Regions from separate parts of the Homo sapiens genome. Here region 2 is linked to region 1. Evidence: chromatin loops called from intact Hi-C (ENCODE). Cell type or tissue: gastrocnemius medialis. All regions are shown on one strand. Links, peaks and the distances in the headings refer to the core of each region. The heading gives the core; the rest is flanking DNA.

Evidence for each region. A loop is a pair of places that touch in the nucleus more often than their neighbours do. Peaks named below come from ENCODE experiments on the same cell type or tissue, not always from the same donor. Only the 100,000 strongest peaks of a DNase experiment are listed, where the experiment ranks them.
Region 2: a loop joins it to region 1, with 4 times the contacts of the local background. A loop is called at or near these places in 91 of 110 quality-filtered maps.

The regions. Positions count from the first base shown.
Region 1 is chr10:71,380,163-71,390,324 of GRCh38, forward strand. It overlaps a transcript of SLC29A3 not described here. Among named protein-coding and RNA genes, the nearest start is that of CDH23, 12 kb to the right of the region's middle. In gastrocnemius medialis, for the core only: CTCF peaks have their summits at 4,234 (motif pointing right) and 4,437; a DNase peak (open chromatin) is centred at 4,249; H3K27me3 peaks cover 293 bases.
Region 2 is chr10:71,692,819-71,700,818 of GRCh38, forward strand. CDH23 (cadherin related 23) reads left to right here. Exons shown (of 70, transcript NM_022124.6): 21 at 1,329-1,441; 22 at 2,600-2,707. Among named protein-coding and RNA genes, the nearest start is that of C10orf105, 23 kb to the right of the region's middle. RefSeq lists enhancers at 1,235-1,304, 7,878-8,000. In gastrocnemius medialis, for the core only: a CTCF peak has its summit at 4,083 (motif pointing left); a DNase peak (open chromatin) is centred at 1,973; H3K27ac peaks cover 2,400 bases.

The DNA of each region.
Region 1 (10,162 bases), core at 1,211-9,210:
TGCCCTCACCCCACGGCTTTTACACTTAAGAGGAATGGCCCTGCCTTCTCTGGGCCCACAGCTCCTGTGGCTTGAGGTTCCAGCCGTCTTGTTAACAATTTTTCTCCCTGCGATGTAGGAATGATGGCTGTGTTAACAGGTCGGGGGGCGGTTGGGGAGACACTAACAAGATGATAAACCTTGGTATTTGGCTCTGCTGCTGACTTTGAGCGAGTCCTTTTTTACCTCTCAGAGCCTTATTTTTCTCATCTGTAAAGTGGGGAGTCCTGCTCCCCTCCCCTGAGGTTGTTCTAATGAGGCCGTGCTCATAGTAGGTAAATAATGTACACACACAACATGGGCATGCACAGCGATGGGTGCAGGTTGCAATTGGGACTTCCCTCTGTTCCCTCCATCACAATTGATGAGGGACTTTGGGGCTGATCTTGACTTCTCCAGGATCCTGGTCTCCCAGTAGGTTGCTAGTGATGCTCAAAAGGTAGGGGTCTCTCCCCAGGACACTGCCAGCCTGCCCTTCTGGGAGGAAGGAGACAGAAAGGGTTACTTTGGCAATCACGAGGCTTAAGGATGCCCCAATGCTTCACCCTGTCCCAAACCGACCCCCTACTCCCACCCCCAAGTCTAAAGTGGGTCCCTCTACAATAATCTCTCATCACGCCATTCATTCTTCCTTTGTGGCACTTATTATAAGTGCTAATTATTTATCAATATTTGTTTTTTTAAACAAAACTTTATTATGAAAAGTTTCCAACATTTACCAGAAAAACCCAAAACAGAACAGTATCACAGACTCCATATACCTATCACCCAGCTTCAACAATGATCAACTCGAGGTCAATCTTGTTTTATCTCTACCCCTACTCACTCCTGCCTCCTAGTATTAATTTGAGGCAACACATTTGTAAATGTTTTGGTAGGTATTGCTAAAAATAAGGGCTCTTGTATAAAACATAACCACAAATACATGTCATTATACATTTATCCAAACCCACAGAATGTACAACACCAAGAGTGAACCCTAATGTGAGCTATGGACTTGGGGTGATGATGGTGTGTCAGTGCAGGCTCACTACTGTATCAAATGCTCTGCTCTGCTGGGGGATGTTGATACTGTGGCAGGCTGTGCACAACGTGGGGGCAGTCTCTGTACCATCTTCTCAATTTTCCTGTGAACTTAAAACTACTCTAAAAAAGTTAAGTCTTAAAAAATAAAATCAAAAGAGCAAAGCTCCTGTTATTAAATCTAAAAAATGAACAATAATTCTTTGGTATGTGATTATTGTTAAATGTGTATCTCCCTCCACTGGGTTGGGAGCCTCATGAGAGCTTGCGTGAGGCCTACTAGGTCCTTGGTGAGTAATTGTTGGATGGATGGATGGATGGGTGGATGAATGGATGGAAGGATGGATGGATGGAGAAAAGGCAAAGGGAGCTGGGAGCCCACTTTGCTTTCCATGGATGCTGTCTGATCCCTTCAACACTGGGGTGTGATCACTGCCTTGCAGGTCCACAGACTGTCTCATCCTCTTGGATGTGAGCACCACCATGGAGCTGAAAACCTTTCTCAGTTTTTTTCGCTCCTAACCTGCCTTCCACAGAATCAGGCAAGTAGTCGCTAATCCTCTCCTGTTGGCTGCAGCCTGCTCCCACTGTGCAGCTAATTCCACCTTCCAACTTAATCATCATGCTTAGCACTTTCAATAAGGGCTTTTCATCTTCAGAGCACTGCTCAGCCATTAGCTGATTACTGTAATCTGTCCAACTCCCAAGACGTCAACCAGCATGGCAATGAGAGGCTTCCCTTATTCTCTTGGAGACTCAGTTTCCTCATCTGTAAAACTGGGTTAATATACCTAACTGGCATGGTCGGTGTAGGGTTTCAGTAAAATAAAGTCCAGAAAGTGTCTGGCACTGTCCTTTGACACCTAACAAGCCCTCAGTAATTGTTTATTATCTGTTTCCTGTATGGTGCAGAGGTTAACTCTCATTGGAGAGCCCAGAAAAATCTGGATTTGAATCCAGCTTCCTCCGCTTAAAGTTACATTTCCTGAGCCTCAGTTTTCTGATCTCTAAAATGGGGGTGATGGCACTGCCTCAGTTGGCTGAAAGATCAAATGATGTGACATATGTGTGTGATGTGCTGGGCACAATGTGAGTCACCTAGGAAGTCCTTCCTGGAAGGAAATGGAGGCAGGGAAGGAGAAGGAGGCTGTAGTGCTCCTTGGGAAGGTGCTAGATAATTCTTTTCTCCTTTGTCCCTCAAGATGTTTGAGGGGAAGAAAGATGCCTATTGTACTCACCATTACAACCCCAGCCAACTACCCCCTTGCCCAGCTGTGTGCTCAAAAAAATAAGTAAAGGAATTCAGTGTGCTATGGGTGGAACTACATCTCAACAGGACTGGAGAGTTTATAGAAGACTTTCAGATTTTTCTTTATCTCACAACCAGAGAAAGTAAACAGGCCAGGGATTATCCCCACATATTACAGACGAGGAAACTGAGGCTCAGAGAGAATAAACACAAGGCCTGCAAACGTTAAGAGCTAGAGCCACCCCATCCCAATTTGGATGCATCAGGAGACGTGTCTAAGCTTTGCCCTCCAGAGGAGCTAGGCCTCTGTCTCAGCTGGAGTTACAGGTCTTCTTGAGACCTTCTAAAGCTACAAGGATTCTGCCTGCTAGCCCTTCCTCTCACCCTACCTGGTATGGGGCTGTATCCCAGTGCGCCTGTTTTTAGTTACTGAGAATTTCAACATCAGGGCAGCCATGAACAGCTGCTGTGGTTGTAACTGTGCAACTCTAGCAGAGGGATCTCATTCATCATAACAGCAATGAATCAGCAAAGAAGTTAAGTCCTCACCATAAAGTTGGGGGTGACTCTAGGAGGTGATAGAGGGCCCTCTCTATACACTGACTGGGCCTGGGTTAGGAGTCCTGTTCCAGGAACCAGGGCTCCTGGCATTCCCTGAATAGGCAGGGTCTGGCATCAGAGTGGCAGCATCAGGAGGCTGATCTCCGCCCTTCCTAGGGAGAAGCGTAGGAAGGACTTGGGAAGTGAACCGTAAGTTTCAAAATGTGAGGGAGTTAAGGAAAGGGAGCAAGACTCTGAGCTGGGTACTTCACGTGCGTTATTACCTATACTGTATCATATGTAAGCAATAATTTAATCTGATAATAAGACTCTTTGGGGCCGGGTGCAGTGGCTCACACCTGTAATCCCAACATTTTGGGAGGCTGAGGTGAGTGAATCATTTGAGGTCAGGAGTTCAAGAGCAGCCTGGCCAAAGTGGTGAAACCCTGTCTCTACTAAAAATACAAAAATTAGCCAGGCAGTAGTGGCGCACGCCTGTAATCCCAGGTACTGGGGAGGCTGAGGCAAGAGAATCATTTGAGCCTGTGAGGCAGAGGTTGCAGTGAGCTGAGATCATGCCACTGGACTCCAGTCTAGGCGACAGAGTGAGATGCTGTCTCAAAAAAAAAAAAAAAAAAAAGACTCTTTGGATAGGCACCATCAACCCATTTTACAGATGAATTAAATGGGGCACACAAAAGTTAATTAAGTTGCCCAAAGGGTGACACAGCAAGGAAGTGGCACAGGTGGGATTCAAATTCAAGCCTACCTGACTCCAGGCCCCACAATGTTGCCTCTAGTTGTTACCTGCATTTTATAATAAGGAAGGCAGCCAAGGCCCAGAAATGGGCAGTGATTTTCCCAGAGTCACACAGCCAGCTAGTGGCTGGGCAGAGACTGAAACCAACAGTCCAGACTTCCAGTTCCAAAATGAGCCCATAAAAGTACCTGGCCCGTAGGAAATCTTCAAGTCGTATTTGTTTTTTCATTTGTTTTTCATTTTTGTTTTAGAGACAGGATCTCACTCTGTTGCCCAGACTGAAGTGCAGCGACACAAACATGGCTTACTACAGCCTTGACCTCCTGGGTCAGGTGATCCTCCTGCCTCGGCCTCCCAAAGTGCTGGAACTACAGGCATGAGCCACTGCACCCAGCCATCCATTAATATTTGTGATAGAAACAAGGCTAGGGAGAATCCCTGGATGGCTGAGGATAGGGGAGCAGCGGGGAGGAGCAGATGGTAAAGAACAGGCCTTGCTGGAGACCACCAACCTGCTGCTTTTTTCTAGGAGTTGCCCTTTAGCCTTCCCTTCAAAGTAGGGCTTGGGGAGGTGACCCAGAGCTGGGAGGGGTGAGAGGTGTCGTGCAGCACTCGGCCTGCAGGTGGCGCCCCACACTGCAGTTCTGTACTCCCCCAGGGAATGGGAGCCTGCAGGGGATTTTCCTGTGGCTGGGCGGGGTGGGACCAGGGCAGTGGGTCTCTCACCAGCGTTTTCAGGATGCCCCTAGACAACAGCTCCCCTCTCACCCTGGCCGCCTATGCCTGGCTGTGGCTGTGGCAGCAGATGGCTGACAGGGCCCAGATGGGAACTCACACCTCAACTCCTTCCTCCCTGGTCATGCCCTCTGCAGGGCCCTGGGTGAGAAACCTCAGAAGGACTTGAGGTCATCCAGCTGCTTGACCTTGGCCAGTTTACTGAGCCTCTTGGATGCCTACTTTCTTCATCTGTAGAGCAGAAGTGGGTTTTATTTCCAGGGTACTGGGAGGATCAGATGGAACATTTATAAAATGCCTGGCCCAGGCTGGGCATGGTGGCTCACACCTGTAATCCCAGCACTTTGGGAGGCTGAGGTGGGCGGATCACGAGGTCAGGAGTTCGAGACCAGCCTGGCCAACACGGTGAAACTCTGTCTCTACTAAAAATACAAAAATTAGGGCCGGGTGCGGTGGCTTACGCCTGTAATCCCAGCACTTTGGGAGGCCGAGGTGGGTGGATCACCTGAGGTCGGGAGTTCGAGATCAGCCTGGCCAACATGGAGAAACCCGTCTCCACTAAAAATACAAAAATTAGCTAGGTGTAGTGGCACATGCTTGTAATCCCAGCTACTCGGGAGGCTGAGGCAGGAGAATCGCTTGAACCTGAGAGGTGGAGGTTGCAGTGAGCCAAGATCGCACCATTGCACTCCAGCCTGGGCAATAAGAGTGAAACTCCATCTCAAAAAGAAAAAAAAAAAATGCCTGGCCCATTGCAGGCACTCAGCAGACGGGAACTGTCAGGATTATTCCCATGGACAGTGGCTGCCTGTCCTGATGTCACATCTGCCTGGCAGCTATCTCTTCTTAGTCTTTCCCACCTCACAATGGCAATCCATCACACCATGCCTTACCAGTCACCGCCAAGCTCTGTTATCCATGCCCTACAGACCTGGTACTGCCTGGAAGACAATATAGAAGAGCAGTTAAGTGGAAGGCCCCAGTTCTCACCGTCTGTGTGCAAAACCTTGCCTCTGCGCCTTCCTGTGTGGCCTCGGTCGAGCGGCTCCCGTGTTGCAGATTCTTAGTGCTCAACACTACATAGCACAGGCTCCTGGAAGCTAGGTTAGAGCCATGTGACTCACTAGCTCTGGCCAGGGAAATGGGGGAACAGGAGTGACGTGGGCATGTGTCACTCTAGGCCAAGGCAGGTAAGAGACTGTGGATTCCTCTACCCTTTCTTGCCCTGCCACAGTGACCTGTGTGTGGCCAAAGGGCCTTGTGTTTCCATGGTAAAGCACTAAGATAGAAGCACCCTAGATCCCCCAAGCCACTCTCAGAGGAAAGCCACCCCACCAGCATCGTGTTATATATGAGCAAGAAGTAAACTTTTATTGCCACTGAGGCTTCAGGGTTTGTTTATACCACAGTGTAACCTAGGTTAATTTTACGGATGCAGCCTCCCTGTGCCTCAATTTTCTCATCAGTGAAAATGGGGATAACAATAGCACTACTGTCATAGAGTTGTTGTGAGGGTTAAATGAGATCGTGGATGCAACCCTCTTAAGATGTAAAAATCTTAGTTTTTATCATTCTATGGGAAGATACAGAACAGTATGAAATGATCCTACATGCTCAGAGCAAGCGGGGCCCTGGGAACTTGAACTCACATTTCATGTTTAGATGAGGACACCAAGGCTTGGGGCAGAGGAGGGGATGCCTTGTTCAAGGTCATGCAGGCAAATGGTGGGAGAGTCAGGGCTGAATCCTGACTTTCTGAGCCCTGTCCAATGTATTTTCAGACACATTTTGGTCCCTGCCTTCTGGGAGCTCATGATCTAATTGGAAACAAGACAGACATACTGTGGAAAGATCATTCAAGATTCCATGCTATACCCAGATGCGAGAGTCATCCAGACAGTGAGGGTTCTGAGGGCCAGAGGAAGACAAGGACCTGGGGGGTCTGGGAAGTGGGCAGAAAAGGCTTCTGGGAGCTGATGGGATTTGAAGAACGGATTTCAGCAGAGAGGAGGAGTGGGCAGAGGGCAATGGTGGGGGAGACAACAGTATAATCCCAGGCCAGGAGAAAGGGAGGTCAAGGAGCAGAATGGTCCATAGAACAGATAGATCAAAGCATGGTATGTTTAACCAGTTTGAGGGACAAGTAGATTTCTTCCCCTTTTTGACCCCTATTATAAAGAGCACTGCACTAAACACCCCTCTATGTATCTGTGTATTTTGTCAGCTGAGATAGAGGTTTTCTAGAGAAGAGAGGTTGGGTTGTACCTGGAAAGGTATGGTGGTCTGATTTGCAGGAATGGTGTTGTAGGGTTTGGAAGGCTTTTGAATGTGAGTAATACAGAGATGGTTTGACTTAATTTTTCAGGCCAAGACCTCCCAGTTTCAATCATTTGCTTACCATATTTACCAATTTTGGCCTATTCATGTGACAACTATACTGTTAGTGACCCAATTTAAATTTTAATCCCTCACTTTTAAACTCATACATTTATTTTAAAAGACTTTTTATCACCATCATATAATTTAGTTTGTTTGTTTTTTAGACAAAGTCTCGCTCTGTCGCCCAGGCTGGAGTGCATTGGTGAGATCTTGGCTCACTGCAAGCTCTGCCTCCTGGGTTCACACCATTCTCCCACCTCTGCCTCCTGAGTAGCTGGGACTACAGGCGCCTGCCACCACACCTGGCTAATTTTTTTTTTTGTATTTTTAGTAGAGATGGGGTTTCACCGTGTTAGCCAGGATGGTCTCGATCTCCTGACCTCGTGATCAGCCCGTCTCGGCCTCCCAGATTTTTTTAAAAAATAAAAACAATGCTACTTGCAATAAATACAAGATAACTATTGAAATAAATACAATGATAGCAAAACAGTATTATTAAATACAGCCATAATTGCCTGCCAGAGGCAGAGCGGAAGGCCTGATTCCTTCTGGTTCAAGGAAGAGGGATTATCAAGTGTTAAAAGACATAATAGCACAAATTGAGACTTTCTCCTTTGCTTGTTTGTATACGCTAGGACAGAACTGACAGGGGAATAACTTTCTCACCATGCGATTCAAAGAGGTCACCTGAAGAAAGCTTGCATCTGGCAGAAAGTGACTTGTAGACCACACCGAATGGGCATCCTGTCCTCTGAAGACTGTCACCAGAATGACAGCAAGTTCTTTTGTGGGGTAGTTTGACAGCAGTAGGGCCCAGGGATGGAGGACTGGGCCAGATGATCAAAATCTGCCCCTCTTTTTGGTGGACATTAGGTTTTCTTGTGTGGGACTGATGGGTCGGGGTGGGGTGTGGGGGTTCAGAACAAAAGAGAACAGATTTTGCTTACTGTCCCTGACTATAGGTTGTGGAGACTCTAACTCTGGGTCTGCTTCCCAATAAAAGAAGAAAGTGATCTCTGGACATAAAAAAAAAAAAGACACTTTTCTGGGGGCATTACAAGGAGAATGGGAATTGCCTTCTCCCTGCACCATCATCTACAGTCAGGGCGGGCTCCGTGGATGTGTGACCTGCGCTGTCACATAGAGCCCTGTGTTTGGAAGAGCTCAACACTCGGTTTAATGCTCGATTGTTGCCATCATTCCATGGGATACACACTGGCAGACAAAAAGGAGGCAGACCCTCTGGGGACCATTGTGGAAAGAGCTACAGGACATATCTTAAGAGAAAAAAAAAAGTTATAGACAGTATGTGCAGTATGGCTGTATTTGTCAAAACAAAAAATTCTTAAAATTTTAAAAACAAACACACACACACTTCATTATTCCATTTTCCCTCAACTGGCTGGTTAGTGATACGTCCAATTACCACTCTTCTAGGGTTAGCCTGGAGATGGAGCAGACATCCTTGATTTATTCATGTTTACCAGACACTCCCATTTCTACTCGCTTATTGGACAAGGCGAGGACCTCAGAGCATTCTAACTCCATTTACCCCCTTCCTGCTTATGTGCCATTGGATTGCGTATTTTAATTCTCCCTATATATTTTACACATTAGTTTTATTGTTTTATACAGCCAAGATTCATTTGTATTTACCCGTATTTCCCTTTCTATTGCTCTTGTTTCCTTTCTGAATATCCAAGCTTCCATCTGGGACCACTTTCCTTCTGCCTAAAGCATACCCTTTTGTATTTATTTTTATATTTGAGCCATTCATATGGTTCAAAATTCAAAAGTACAGAAGTGTGTCATGATAGATATCTTTCTCTCCTACCCCTGCCCCTAGCCAAAAACTATACATTTCCATATGCACATAGAACATTCCTTGGAAGGAAATACACCAAATTGAGAACAGTGGTTTGTCTACGTGGTCTGTAATGTTCATGGTGATAATGTGTTCATGTCTCCCATATGCAAAGAAAGAGAAAGTCAGAGACAGGCAGCCAGGAGACCCAGTCTCTTCTGATTGACAGCCTCTCACTGTGTCCTGCTGTGCACGCAGTCATTCTGTTATACGTGGCCTCGTTTGATCTTGGCCACAGCCCTGTGGGACATGAGAGGCAGGGTTCCTCAATCCCAAGTCTCCCATTTTCATGAGCACCTACTATGCCGGGTGCCACTTCATAGTTGCCACGTCACTCAGTCCTCACGACAGCTCTGCTAGTATTGTCGCCATTTTACAGATGAGCAAACTGAGGGAAACAAAAGTTAGGTAATCTGCCCAGGAGGCAGAGCCAGGGTTCAAAGCAAATCCCAACAGTCCAACTCCAGAGCCATGTTATCACAAACCCCATTATACAGCTGAGGAAACTGAGACCCACAGAGGTTGAGCCCTAGGCTCAAAGTCACTAAGTCAGTAGTGGCAGAGCAAGAACTCACATCCATAACTTTTGGGGTTAAAATCCACAACCCTCCCCCTACCAATGTTTTTTTTTTTTCTGCACATTAGAATCATCTGAGGAGCTTTCAGAATGCCATGTTCAGATGTTAAGACCAAAAAAATTGGAATCACTGATTCTATTTTTGTGCCCCCCTCATCTTCCAGGAGTTTCTGAAGTGTAGCCAGGGTGAGAACCACTGTCCTTGCCCACAGGAGAAAGGGCTCAGAGTCAGGCTCTTTGGATTTCATTGGATCCGGACTTTGCCTCTCATTAGCTCTGTGACTTTGGGCACACTGCTTTAACAGTTCTGTGCTGCCTCAGTTTTCTCACCTGTCAGTTTGGATAACTGTAGTGTCTTCCTCACGTGAGGATTGAATGAGACCAGCCGTACAAAGACTTGGAACAGCAGCTAGCACAAGATGAGCTTTAAATAAATCTTACCCTTATTATAGTTGTTATAGTTATTATTATTTTTGCTGTGTGCCTTTGCATAGAACCTGTCCCCCTCTGGGCCTCACTCAGGTCCTCTATGTGTGAGCACACTGTGGGGTTTGGACTGCAGGGTCTTGAACAGTGTCTTCCAGCTCTAATGCGCCTTTGTCGCGATCGGCTGGCTGGGTCTCGGGCCTTCTCCACTTGCCCTCATATTTGTGGAAGCTTGCCCTTTCTCGTGAATGCAGAGGCGGCAACAGGCATGTGCTTGGAGAACCAGAGACCACTTCTGTGGGACGAGTCCAGCCTGTGGTTATGGTATTGATCTTCTCACAGCCAGGATGTGCTGGGCTGTGCAGAGTGGAATTGCCCACTGAGGGGTGGTGGCTGACAAGGTGCCAGCTGCCCCAGAGAGAGGCAGAGGGCCCTGGACGGAGAGTGCCTTGGAGAGGCAGGGCGGGGGCCGAGGCAGAGCTGGGGCTCATGCCCACTTCCTACCAGTGCCCAGGGCACTTGGTGCCAGTCCTTGCCACCAAGTGCCATTCTGCACCAATGCATAATTCA
Region 2 (8,000 bases), core at 1-8,000, 310 kb after region 1:
GGGGATAAAAAGATGGATAGCACACAGGCCCTGCCCGTGGAGAATGCTCACGGTCCATTGGAAGAAAACAGTCATTTTCTGAGTGTTGGGAGCCTCACCTAGAATTACTGTAGCCTCACAACGGCTCTGCATGGAAGTCACACTAATCTCCATTTTATAGATGAGAAAACTGAAGCTTCAAAGAATTAAAATTCTCCAAGGCCAAGCGTCTGGGAAGGGCCATAATCAGAATTCAAATCCACATCTCACATCTTCACCACGTGGGTGCTCTCCCATGGCTGATGCAAGATAGTAAATGGCCTGGCTGCTGTGATTGCTGAAGTCTGCTGGGACTGGCTCACCCTGCTCCCAAGAGCTAGCGAGGCACTCAATTGTGAACTCCATATTCAATACCACCAAGTTGGTAGCTTAAAATGGGCCCTGGTGGGGCTATTTACACCAAGGAAATTGGCAAATGCCTTTTTTTTTTTTTATTTTGGGGAGCCAGTTGTCAAACATTTACCAGCACGCCACTATCAGGGTGATGTTTGCATTTCAGTTACACCAAAATACAAAGAAAGACCAAATACAGGCGAACAAGAAATGTTGTTTAATTGTTCAGATTTAGCACACTAAAACAACTCGAGGCAATGTAATTATGCTCTTCACAATGTAATTAGGAAATTATTTTATAACTATTAATTATCAATGCACGATAAGGTTGGATAGGTTGAACTGTCCAGTAATGAGTCACAAGTTAGACGCATGTGAACACCCGGTGTTTTTATTTCCTGTCATTGTATTTCTGTGACTGTATAAATAAACAGTGCCTGGCACTGTTCTAAGATTTCCATGATCTTAATTAAATTAACCCCACAATAGCCCTATGAGGTAGTTCCTATTATGGTTCCCTTTGGACCCTATGAGGAAACTGAGGCACAGAGGATTGAAGTAACTAGCTCCAGGTGAGAAAGCCAGTAAGATAATGTCAAAAGTCTAAACAAGAGGTGATCTGTGACTGAGCTTAAGGCCTAATGGCCCTCCTGCCCTGTTCTCCAGCCCCTAACCCCGAGAATCAGCCTAGATTTTCCCACATCTGCAAATATTTCCTCCTCATGGGGTTATGTTGCCCAGCCCTGGGGAACCAGCTCCCAAGGCACAGGAGCTCTCCCGTCTCCCACTGTGAGCACCAGCTCAGGAACACATCCAGGCCGCCAGATCATGGTAGCTTGCTAACATTTCTCGTGCAAGTTCTCACCCTCTCTCCTTCCCTCGCTCTCTCTCTTCTTCCCTCCCTCTCTCCCTGGCCCACCCAAACCCTCTCACGCACCCACTTCTCTCTCTGGCAGGGGAAATCACCACCACGTCTCTGCTTGACCGAGAGACCAAGTCTGAATACATCCTCATCGTTCGCGCAGTGGACGGGGGTGTGGGCCACAACCAGAAAACTGGCATCGCCACCGTGAGTGCGCTCCCCTCCCGTGCCCCAGCTCCCCCTCGCCGGCCAGGCTGCTGCTCCCTGCTTGTACCTCTGGACCCCCGTGTCCTGAGCCAGTGTGAGGCTTTGTGAGAATGAGCAAGGGGGCGAAAATGAACCCATCAGCAGCAGAGGTCAGCCCCCGGGGCCACCACAGCTGTGGGGAAGAAAGGCATCACCACCAGGAATGTAGGGGCACTTGGGAGGAGCAAAATGAAATACTTTCTCTCCTGCCCCTAAAAATCCAGGAGGGCAGGTGGCAGAAGGCATGAGCCCCATAGGCCCCTCCTTGCCTTGGTGCCTGTCAACAAAGCAGAAGCAGGCATTCCTGCGAGGAAGAGCAGCTCAGAGCAGGAAGCAGGGCCCTGGAGGGTCCCTGGGGGCTTGTTCTCCCCCATCTAATGTGCCCCAGAGAGTAGAAAGCTAGAGGAACGAAACGTGGGGGCCTCGAATGAGCTCTCGGCTGCAGAAGTGAAAGGGGAAGTGAGAAGCCCTCTGTGGGAGAGGAAGCGGGAGGACCAGCTGACAGTCACTCCAGCCACCTCCCCTCTTTGTTCCCCATTCGGTTTCTTTGGCTCACCCTCAAAACTGTGGCCCTCACCCAGTCTGCAGCAGCCACCCCATCCTTACCCAGCCAGAGAGGCTGGAGACGGTATCGCGTGGCCAGGGATTTGATGGAAAAATCCCCAGTGCCCTACTCTGTCAAGGGAGGCTCCTACTAATAGGAATCAGAGCCCTATAAATAATGTACCTGGTGGCAGGTGAGCAGGGAAATTGCTTGGCTTGTAGCTGAGACGGGGAGGCTCAAGGGATTCTATTAGATCCCCCACCCTGTCAGTCACCTTCAGCCAAGACTGGAGGCAGGGATGGGGGAAGCCCCAGGTCACAGCAAGGATTTCAGGGCTTATCACATCCATTCCACTGCCTCCTGATGGGACAACACTGGAACTCTCTCTCCTGAAGCGGCCTGGCTCCTTCCTGCCCTCGAAAGCCCAGGCTCTGCCCAAGGCTCCCAAGGTTGGTGGAGCTGGCAGAATTAATGCGAAGATTGCCCGTGGGCATCTGAGCACTTTTCCCCTGGCAGGCCCTGCCCTGGCCCATCTCAGCTGGGTGTGTCTCCCAGCGCCCCTTATGGCTTCACAGGTAAACATCACCCTCCTGGACATCAATGACAACCACCCCACGTGGAAGGACGCACCCTACTACATCAACCTGGTGGAGATGACCCCTCCAGACTCTGATGTGACCACGGTAGGTGGTGGCAGAGCAGCAGAACTGCCAGGCGGCCCTTCCCAGGGGTCTGTGCCCCTCCCACTGCGATTCCAGGGGGCCTTCCCCTATGGGGCTGGTGGACTCTGTGTCCCTCTGAGCTGGCTCTTGCAATAGAGTTCTAGCGGTTCTCCTGCATGGTGAAAGGCAGTCAGAGGTCAAGGGAAAGCCCTCATCCGGCCTCCAGTGTCAGTAGGCCTCAGGCTTTGTCAAAGGGAGCTTCAGGCAGCCCAGGGACAGTGGCAGGGGAGCTCTGGCCGGTTCCGCTTGTGAGCCACACGTGCCCTTAGAGCCCAGGACTCTGGCCACCCCCTCTGGAGAGCTCCCACCCCTACACTGCACAAGCCCCAGCTCCACCCCAGCACCTGTCTTTCACTGCTGTGCCCCTGCAGTCATCCATCTGGGTCACCTCCCCCACGGGCTGGCCCCCACGGCTGCCCAGCAGGGGTTTTGTTCACCTCAGGAATTTTCTGGCACAGGTTTGCCAGGTTTGCACAGGCCCCTGTGTGTGTTGTGTGCTCATGTGCAGGAATGTGCACAATTCAGGGTGCAGAGGGGAGACACGGTCAAAGCCAGGGCATCTCCAGCGGAGACCAGAATCCTGGGGAAACTGAGGAAGCCCAGGTCCCACCCCCACACCATCTGCTCTGCTGGGAGGTCCACATTTTTCAGCCTTCTCCTCCCCCACCCTGTACACCACGTGGCCTTACTTGAGGAGGCTTGTCCCCACATGAACATCCCCACTGCCACCCACCCAGCCCTGTGGGGGACATGAATCCTGGCAATTGACTGAACACCTGGGATGTGCTCTGAGCCTCCCCTGAGGGCTTCTCAGGAACTCTCTCCTCCTCACTGTAATCTCACAAGGCAGAGGGATTCCGTTGCCACTGCACTGTGGAGGAGACAGACTTAGAGCTTAAAGGCTTGCCCAAGGTCCCAAAGCTAGTAAAGGGTGCGGTCAGGACTCGAACCCTGGTCTGTCTGACTTGGAGACAAGGGATTAGAAACCACCTGGCCCAGTCCTTATTCCTCTGGGAGGGGGCACCCACACACCAGCTGACAGCCAGTCAGTGAACAATGTGGAAAGGAAGATAGGCATGACGGCCAATCCTTCCCTCCCTCTTTGTCCTTCCTTCCAGGTTGACCTCCTCTCCCATCCAGAGCCACTGCCAAGTATGGCTCTGGCACTGGAATAGGCACAGTGGAATAGGGCAGAGGTGAGGGATCTGGAATCTGCGATTTTTTTCAAAGCCCCGTAGAGGAATTCCTTCCAGCCCAGGGCCAGGTTTAGAAACCAGGACCCTCGCCCTTTGACACAGCTCTCTAGGCTCTTTGGTGGGTGCTCTCTGCTGCCGCCTTGTGGGCACTGCACTGGCCCAGGGTAACCTCCTCCCCACCCCAGCCAGGGATTCCAAGAGCTGGGGCTGGATCTCACCTCTGAACACCTTCTGGTCAACCCTCACCTTTCCCTTAGGTTTTTGGGAAATTCCTCCCAAAGGGGATTGAGGGGCAGGTGAGGAAGGTTGCTCTGGGAAAAGGGGGCTGCACAGGACACCAGCCTGGATTGCCGTTATCAAATAGTACACCCGGCAGACAAGGCGTGGGTGTGCCAGGTGAGGACTGCACACAGTCTTGGGCATCTGCAAGCTTTGGTCCCCCCGCCCTTCACCAGGTCTCCTGCCCTCCACATGTCCTTCTGAGCCATGAGCAGGCATGGACAATGGACCAAGGACCTGCTGCCCAGTGCCTCCTCACTTTCCAGGAAATCCACGAGCTATCAGGGAATGCCTACTGCATGCCAGGCCCCACGCTTGTCAGGCTGAGGGTACAGGAAGCAACACCAGGCCAGGTGCAGTGGCTCACGCCTGTAATCTCAGCACTTTGGGAGGCCAAGGCAGGCAGATCGCTTGAGCCCAGGAGTTTGAGACCAGTATGGGCAACATAGTAAGATCCCCACCCCCTTTATAAAATTTTTTTTAAGTAGCCAGGTGTGGTGGTGCACACCTGTGGTCCCAGATACTCAGGAGGCTAAGGCAAGATGATTTTTGAGCCTGGATGATAGAAGCTGCAGTGAGCCAAGATCACACCACTGCACTCCAGCCTGAGTGACAGAGTGAGACCCTGTCTCAAAAAAAAAAAGGAAGCTCCCGCCCTGCCTGCCTTTGGGGAGTGTCATGTCACTCTTCTATTCAAACCCCAGTGGTTCCCATCTCACCCTGTGCAAAAGCCAGAGCCCTTGCCAGACCTACAAAACCCGCAGGGTCTGCCCCATTGTCACCCCTGAGGAGTCAGCCGCATCATCCCTATCTGTAGTACAGAGCGGGTGTGGCTGTTCCACCGCTGGCGTCAGGTGGGCACAGGCTGGAGATTTTTGGTGCCCCAGGGTAGTATTTGAGACCTGAAAAATAAATGTGATGACCTGAAAGTTCAAAGATAAAAGGGCAAAATCAAAATTAAAACTTGTTATATGAAACATCTATCAGATGAAAGATGGCAGCTTTAGTAACTATGAAATTTAGTGTTTGTGAAAATTTCATTACATTCGAGGACAAATTGGAGGTTAGATTTTTCTAGAATTCTTGAAAATTTTCCAGAATTTTCTGGAATTCCCAGTTACGTATGATGATTGCCAGGAAATCAGAAATCAAGAAGCTTATATGTTAGTCAAGTTTGTCATAGCCAAATATTTTGAAAAGGAAGTTATAAAAATTATTTCCAATTTTATAGCCATAAAATGTATATATGCATACATATGTATATACATGGGTATGTCTCATTACCTTGGAGAGGACCCCCTGGAGACTTCTAGGGCCTCACAGTGCCCCAGGTTGAGGTAGGGTCTGTGGCCAAAGTGTGAGGTGAGGTGGCTACAGAGGGAATAGCTAACAGAGTTTCAGGTGACAGAAGGAGGAGGTGATATTTGAACAGGGGCTGGCCCACCACCTGACTCATCTCCCACCCCACCCTTCCCACACCCACCGCACACACCCACGCCCACAACCACCACCCATCCCCAACACACAGGCCTTTCGTTTCCCTGCACCCACTCAACTCTCCCCCAGCTCAGAGCCTTTGCACGAGCCCTTTCCTCCCTGACCCCTGCTCTTTTCATAGGTAGCTCATTCTGTTTCATCTGTCCCAGCTTAAAACGTCAGCTGTCTTAGAGAGGCCCTGCCTGACTACTGTCTAAAGTAGCTCTGACCCCTCTCCAAATTCTGTTTCCTGCAGAGCTGGACCCACAATCTGTGCTTATTTGTTTTGTAGGCTATTTGCTTATTAAGAGGCACGTGGTTTAGTGATTAAGCAGGCAGCCTCTGGTACCAAAATGCCCAAGTTCTCACTCTAGCTACACCACTTACCAGCTGTGTGACCTTGGGCAAGTTGCTTAACCTCTCTGTGCTCCAGTTCTTCTCATCTAAAAAATAGGGCTAGTAAGAGTCCCCACCCGATAGAACTGTGATCAGCGCTTACTGAGCCAAGACATAGGAAGCACTGGCACATGGGGAGTGGTCGGTAAATGGTAGCTGTCACCATCATCACTATCATTACCATCATCTGCTTCCTTTGCTGGAATCGCACTTGTCTTGTTCACTGTCAAACCATACTGCCTAGCACAGTTCCAGGCACATTGTAGGTGTTCAAAATATTTCAAAATATGTGTTGTTGAGGACTGATACAGCTGGTGAATATCTTACCTTTCCTTTCCCCTACCCCCTAGCTCAGCCAGGAGGTGGCTGGGTCTTCCTTGTCGGAGGTAGACTAGGGCGTATGGCCCAAGACTCTCTCAAGAGCCCTCTCTAGACATGGCATGGGCCACAGCACCTGGAGTCGGAGGCACAAGGCAACCCCAGTGATTTTCAGAGCTTGCATGCAGACAAGTGTCTTCCCACATGTGGCTTCATTTGGGTGCATTTGGAATTGGTGCAGTGTGTGCATCTGCATGCACTGGGTATGGCCTGGCATGCAGGCACTGAGGATGTCCACCTGCACTGGTGTGCGCTGGCGGAGTGGCCGTCTCTCTGTCTGCAAGGGAGATTTTGGTCCCACTCTTCTTCCTGGCTCCTGCAGCTGCCTTCAAGGACCTGGCTGATGGGCATTGATTTAGAGCCTTTCAAAGCCCTCCAGCAAAATAAAGGAGAGGGGAGAAGGAGAGAATTATTCCCCATCAGGCTAGGAGAAAAATGACGGGCGTGAAATGGGAAATAAATGAGGGGAAAGTGGTGAGATTCTACAAAATCGCCCAGCAGGGAGCCTGCAGGAGAGGTCACAGCCCTCCACCCTCTCCTGTACTCCCAACCTGCCCTGTGACCAGAGAGTGGGTCAAGAGACCCAAAACCATTGCCCATGCCCTGACCAGGATCACTTGGAAGCAGCTACCCTGGCACTCTCTGGCATGGTAGGGGCAGGAAGAGGGAATGGAAGAGGAGAAACCACCCACCATGTGAAATGTATCTCAGCCTGTTCAGCAACAGGCCTGGCCTGGAACAAGTGATTTAGCTGCTCTCTTCCTCAGTTTCCCCATCCAGAAAAATAAAATAGGGAGAAAATCATCTCTCCCCCAGGCTGGGTGCGGTCGCTCACACCTGTAATCCTAGCACTTTGGGAGGCCGAGGCGGGAGGATCACTTGAGGTCAAGAGTTTGAGACCAACCTGGCCAACATGGTAAAACCTTGTCTCTATTAAAAATACAAAAATTAGCCAGGCGTGATGGCTTTTGCCTGTAATCCCAGCTACTCGGGAGGCTGAGGTGGGAGGATCACTTGAACCCCAGAAGTGGAGATTACAGTGAGCCGAGATTGCACCACTGCACTCCAGCCTGGGTGATGGAGCAAGACTTCGTCTCAAAGAAAAAAAAATTCTCCCTTTTCAAACTGTTGAGAGAAGCATTGTAGAAACACAAGGAATGCTGGTCTTCTATGTCCATCTGTGAAACGACTTGGCCTGTTTTAAATTATGCCTGGAGTACCTAAGAGCCCTATCTCCTGTTTGCAAAATGGGGGTGTTGGGCTTCCCTTTATGGAGGCTAGGGAAACTGAGGCAATGTGCCCACAGCAAGATAAGGACACCTCAGACCTGGAAGGCAGGGACCTCCCCTCCTCTACCCTTTGGTGCTGCGAGGCTGGGAAGGGAGAGGAGGGCCGAGCAGTCCCTGGTGGGAGTGGGGGCTGCCCCCACCTCTCTGAAGGAGAAGCCTGCCTAGGGTGCCACAGCATTCAGCCCTCCATCAGCCTCTCTCTCCCCGGCCTCCCCAGGACCCATGGACAGGGGCAGATGG